2 separate regions of the Mus musculus genome follow, and region 1 is linked to region 2. Evidence: chromatin contacts called from ENCODE POLR2A ChIA-PET data. All regions are on one chromosome and are shown on one strand. The core of a region is the stretch at or near the end of the contact, and the rest is flanking DNA. Distances in the headings are between cores, read along the strand shown. Region 1 holds the start of Edrf1 (erythroid differentiation regulatory factor 1). Region 2 holds the start of Tex36 (testis expressed 36).

Region 1 (2,700 bases), core at 147-2,646, 36 kb after region 2:
TTGTGTTAGCTACATAGGTCTTATTCAGATCTCTGTATTATTATTGTGTGTGTGTTCATGCCACAGGACATGTGACGGCCAGAGGGGAGCTTTCCAGAGTCAGTTCTCTCCTTCTACAGTGGGGTCCAGGGATGACATGGAACTCGGGCCCTCAGTTTTGTTTGGCACAAGCTTTTATGTGACGAGCCTGCTAGCCTCTGATGTAATAAACAACGAAAAGGACAAAACAAACAAACAAACAAACAAACAAAAACTGGCTCTAAATACAGAGTAGTTTAAAAAAAAATCACAAAACATGCTTTAAAGTAAGGATCTGCAAAATATGCACCAAAAAGTTAATTCATAAAAATGTCTTGTTTTGCATGAAAGCAATTTGCAGACTGCATCTGCTTTCTCCGAGAACTCCTAAAGTTTTTCAGTTACTGGGTTTTTAGAGACTAAGGAAAATTATAACCTGGCATGGCTAAATAATTGCAAAGGCCAAAACACTGAAAACTGAAAACGTATACCTCCGTCCTGGCTCAGCCATTAGGAGCACTTTCTGCTCTTGCAGAGGACACAGCTTAGCACCCACAGCCCACAACTCCCAACTGCGTGTAACTCCCGTTCCAGGAGATCTGATGCCCTCTTCTGGTTTCTGCGGGCACTGCATGCACACACGCAGCCAAAGCACTCAAAACACATTTAAAAAAAAAAAAAAAAAAAAAAAAAACCCAAAACGTAATACCTCGACATAAAACAAAACCTTTTACCTCAAATATATATGTTTTATGAGGAATGTAGCAGTTTGTCTGTTATTGGGTGCAGGGTGGAAATGTAGCTCCGAGTGCTTGCCTAGCCTACACGAAGCCCTGGGTTCCATCCTCGGGCAGAAAGAAACCCCAGCCCTCGGGAGCTGGAGGCAGAGTGTCAAGTTCAAGGTCACTCTCGGCTATTTTGCGAGTTCGAAACCAGCCAGGGCTGCATGAGCGCTGCCTAGAAACCGATTAAACAGACTGATGGCTTCTCTCTCCTTGCTTCAGCCCCACTGATCTGAGGGTGCTGAGACCCACGGAGGTCCCCGCGCGTGTGCAACTCGGAGAAGCCCCAAGAGAGCGGCCGCCTGCGAGGGCCTTGATGCCACCAGCTTTGATTACGCGAATACCCAAGGCGGCACCGCCCCACCCCAGCCACCGCGACTTTGACTCAAGTCTCATTAACTGTTTGCCAACAAAGACCGGCCACGAGCGAGGGGGAGGAGCCCGGGAGGCGTGTATCGCGAGAAGTGTCCGCCCTAATGGTGTGACAGGCAACGGCGTGCGGCAGCTCCTGCCCGGACCGCGAAGGAGGAGCCAGAGCCGGAGGACGGGCTGGACCTTTGGGTGAATCTCGCGAGATTTCATCGCGCTACCTCGAGCTCTTCCTGGCAGCCGCCGGAAGTGCGAGCCGCTGAGTGTCCGAGTCGCTCGCTCTGAGGTTCTCCTGCGACTCTGGGCCCGCGTTCCTGTCGCCGCCTCCAGGGCTCGCGCGTCTGGTCGCCTCCCCAGGGTCGGAAATGATGGGGGACCCCAAGGAAGCAGGAGCCGAGGCTTCTCCTTCAGGGGCGGCCGCCCGAGGAGGGCTCAGCCTCCTGTCCCAGGCGGACTCCGAGGAGCCTTCTGCACAGGTGAGAGGCGGCGGCGGCGGAGCGCGACCTGCAGGGGCTTGGGGGGTTTGCGGGCCTGGGAGGGGGACGTGGGGCTTCTGGAACTTTCTTCCACGCCTCCTTAGCACCTCTAGTACGGAATGAATCACCAGGCGAGCCTGTCGTCGGGTGTGCAGGCAGGCGTTTGCTTGCAATGCGCAACACCCCTGGCTTCGCACTCGGCGCCAGTGGACGGGCTATAGAGTGTGTGTGTGTCACAGCCCGCCGAAGGCAGGCAGAGGAGAGAGGGACGGACCCAGGGAGGGCACAGAGAATTTGCAACGCCTGGAAGGGTTCTCGAAGGAGAGTCGAACAGCGGGTCCAGACATTGAGCATGCCCGGGTGGGTGTAGGGTCAGCTACGGAGCTAATGTAGAATGGGATGCGATGAGCTTACCGATCAATCGCTGTGTGTTTGGTAAAAATAAACACGTCCTGCAAATGACGTTTGTCATTGACTTATGCTACTTAAAAATATTCCATTAGAACCGTACAGAAGTCTTGCTCGTTTTACATGCGGTTGACAGGACACAGTTGAGCGCACTTAGTTTCTGAGTCTACATTTTTCTGTGACTCATCGTACCGGGTTGAGTCTTGGCTGGTGTGGAACTGGTTATGCAGACCGGGCAGTCAAGCTGGACGTAGACCTTGCACTGGCCCTTGTGCCTCTGCCTCCAGAGTGCTTGAAGCTTGTGTTTGCAACTACTATGCCCAGATTTTTAAAAAGCAGGTTGGTTGGCCCCTGTCCACTTCTTGATTGATCCTTTTTTTTTTTTTTTTTTTTTTTAGTTTCGTGAAAAACAGCTAAGTAAGCGTAATTTAAGCTTGTTTATTAAGTGTTAGAGCTGACACGCAGCTGAGGCTCCTTGTGAATCCTGATTTGGTGGGTTCTTAATTCATTTTTATGAAAGTGAGATTGTCGTTCCTGGCAGTGTTCATTAAAGCTTCATTCCATATGTTATTTAGGGATCGGCCTTATTTCTTGGAGGCAACGAAGTGAAAAGCAGAGCTGTGGTAAAATACTCTTCTGCCCCTCCT
Region 2 (2,700 bases), core at 1-2,500:
CTAGAAGACGCTAGAATTCCTGACTGGGCTGACTGTGATATCAACAAACAGGGGTCTTGCCAGGAAAATAACTTGAGCCCAGAAGTCTGGGGGATGATCGAAACAGGTAACAACTGTTAGGATAACAGCTAAACGACTCCTGGGCTCTGTCCATTTCCTAGTCTGATGACAAGAACTGGACAGGATTTGTTGAGATTTTAAGAATACTTCAACAGGGCTGCAGAGATGGCTCAGTGGTTAAGAGCACTGACTGCTCTTCCAGAGGTCCTGAATTCAACCACATGGTGGCTCACAGCCATCTGTAATAGAATCTGATGCCCTCTTCTGGTGTAGCTGAACATAAAACAAATAAATAAATCTTTAAAATAAATAAGTAAATATAAGACTACTTCAACAAGTACCGAGTATGCCTTCTGCACTGGATTCTAGTCTAGGTACTGATGAAGCACCACTGAGGAGAAATGACAAAGCCCCATGGAACTTACGATCTAGGAAGAAGAAACAGCTCACCATATAATGAGGGCTGTAGTATTAGAAGGCAGGAGTGCAGAAATGGACAAGGGAGAGCAGGTAGCAGTTGCTACCCACTGAGCATCCTCAAGGGCCCACCCTGCACTGAGCAGTTTTCTTCCTTACCCCTTATTCCTCATTTTTTTCACCCTTTCTTCCTTCTGCCTTCTTGATTTCCTCTGCCTTCCCTCTTTCCCTCTTTTCTTCCTTTTCTTCATTCCCACATTTCCACTCCTTTCTGTACCCCATGTCTTCTTTCTTTCTCTCTGTCCTTCCTCTCCCTTTTTTAGTTTTATTTTCTGAGTCTGTACCTTGTTAAGCAGCCCAGGATGCCCTAGACCTCTCAATCCTCCTGCCTCAGCCTTTCAAGTACTTAGATTACAGGCTTGGACTGCCTCCCTCAGATTCATGTGTGTTCACTGAATCCTCAAAAGAATATTGAGCTTCCCTCTTGACAGGTGAAAAGACCAAGGCCCAGAGTCTTTTCAAAGGTCAAGCTACCAGAGGCAGCAGAAGGGAATCCAGCCCAGATCTGTGCCCTCAACAACAGCCACATTTCATGAGGAAGCTTTCAGGAATGCATCCTTCCTTACCCATCTTCCGTCATTATTCAAAGACGGGTTGAAACGCCTCCCTTTGGCCATTCTCTCCAATGAGCTGAATGTACTGGGGTTGCCTCACAAGCTGTCTGTGGCCTCACAAGCTTGTGACGTCTGTAGAGCTCCCCCACCCACTGTATCTGATCTTCTCAGCTGTTGCCTGGGCAGAGAGGTGGAGAAAGCCCACCACTATCATGGGATGGAAGCTCATGTCACAATGGCCAGAGCATTCTAAGCCCCAAGAGGGGGTTTTGCCATTTGTTCCTTACATTGGGTTCCCCAAGCACGTGCAGAATTCTAACCTCCAGATTCTAACTGAAGAAGTCCCAAAACCAGCCTGAGAGGTGAGGACAAGAAGATGCTGGAAACACAGCAAACATTTTGCACCCTCATGGATTCAGCATTGTCCTCATGGCAACCATCTGTTTCAAACTCTTAGTTTTCAGAAAACTAACCTGAGTACTGCTCTGGAGCTAACCTTGCTCACATCAGCAATGCTGCTGGACCAAGATCAAAACATTTCCTTTTCTCCTTCCATATGTTCTCTGTGTCCCAGTTCAGACCTAATAATCTCCTACTCCTGGACTCACTCACCTGCCTGCATAGACACTCACTCACCTGCCTGCATAGACACTCACTCACCTGCCTGCATAGACACTCACCTGCCTGCATAGACACTCACCTGCCTGCATAGACACTCACCTGCCTGCATAGACACTCACCTGCCTGCATAGACACTCACCTGCCTGCATAGACACTCACCTGCCTGCATAGACAGACACTCACCTGCCTGCATAGACACTCACCTGCCTGCATAGACACTCACCTGCCTGCATAGACACTCACCTGCCTGCATAGACACTCACCTGCCTGCATAGACACTCACCTGCCTGCATAGACACTCACTCACCTGCATAGACACTCACTCACCTGCATAGACACTCACCTGCCTGCATAGACACTCACTCACCTGCATAGACACTCACCTGCCTGCATAGACACTCACCTGCCTGCATAGACACTCACCTGCCTGCATAGACACTCACCTGCCTGCATAGACACTCACTCACCTGCATAGACACTCACCTGCCTGCATAGACACTCACTCACCTGCATAGACACAGGAGAAAACATTTGGGCATATCTATGTATCAGATTCTATCCTAGACTAAATGTCTCTCCTTGTTTTCCCTTCATTTGTTCTCCACCGGGGTCACAGCCTCAATAATAAGGTACCAGAAGGCAAAATTATGTCATGAGTCCCCTCTAGAAACCCTCAGCGCTGACAAAGGCTGCCTGTCACTCTGGGGCTGCAGAGGCTGCTTCTGAAATCTGGACTCTGTCCCTGGGTCAAGACACAGACCTGTCTCTCTCCTGCTGAGTGAGTGATGTGCTTTCTGCTTGCCTTCTTGGTTGGATGCCACCCAGGCAATTATCATGGCAGTTCCACATGAAGATGAGAGTGGACATCCACAAGATGGCTCCTTTGCATGGAGAAATTGTGTCTTCATTTCCCACCTCCTCAAACCATCTCCTCTCTGGTCCTAACAAGAGTTGCCATGTCAGTGACAAGAGACTGACCTTACCCTCT

Evidence for each region. ChIA-PET counts read pairs that join two places held with the same protein, here RNA polymerase II (POLR2A).
Region 1: POLR2A ChIA-PET joins it to region 2 with 13 read pairs in embryonic stem cell. The contact joins the promoter of Edrf1 here to the promoter of Tex36 in region 2. POLR2A ChIA-PET finds 5 or more read pairs at or near these places in 5 of 5 experiments (Patski and embryonic stem cell).

Annotation. Positions count from the first base shown.
Region 1 is chr7:133,636,279-133,638,978 of GRCm38, forward strand. It overlaps Edrf1 (erythroid differentiation regulatory factor 1), which reads left to right and starts at 1,397. Exons shown (of 25, transcript NM_178115.4): 1 at 1,397-1,645; 2 at 2,629-2,700. The coding sequence starts at 1,535.
Region 2 is chr7:133,600,865-133,603,564 of GRCm38, forward strand. It overlaps Tex36 (testis expressed 36), which reads right to left and starts at 1,251. Exons shown (of 4, transcript NM_028654.1): 1 at 1,104-1,251. The coding sequence starts at 1,154. Gm35625 (predicted gene, 35625) reads left to right here and starts at 1,401. Exons shown (of 3, transcript NR_166565.1): 1 at 1,401-1,453.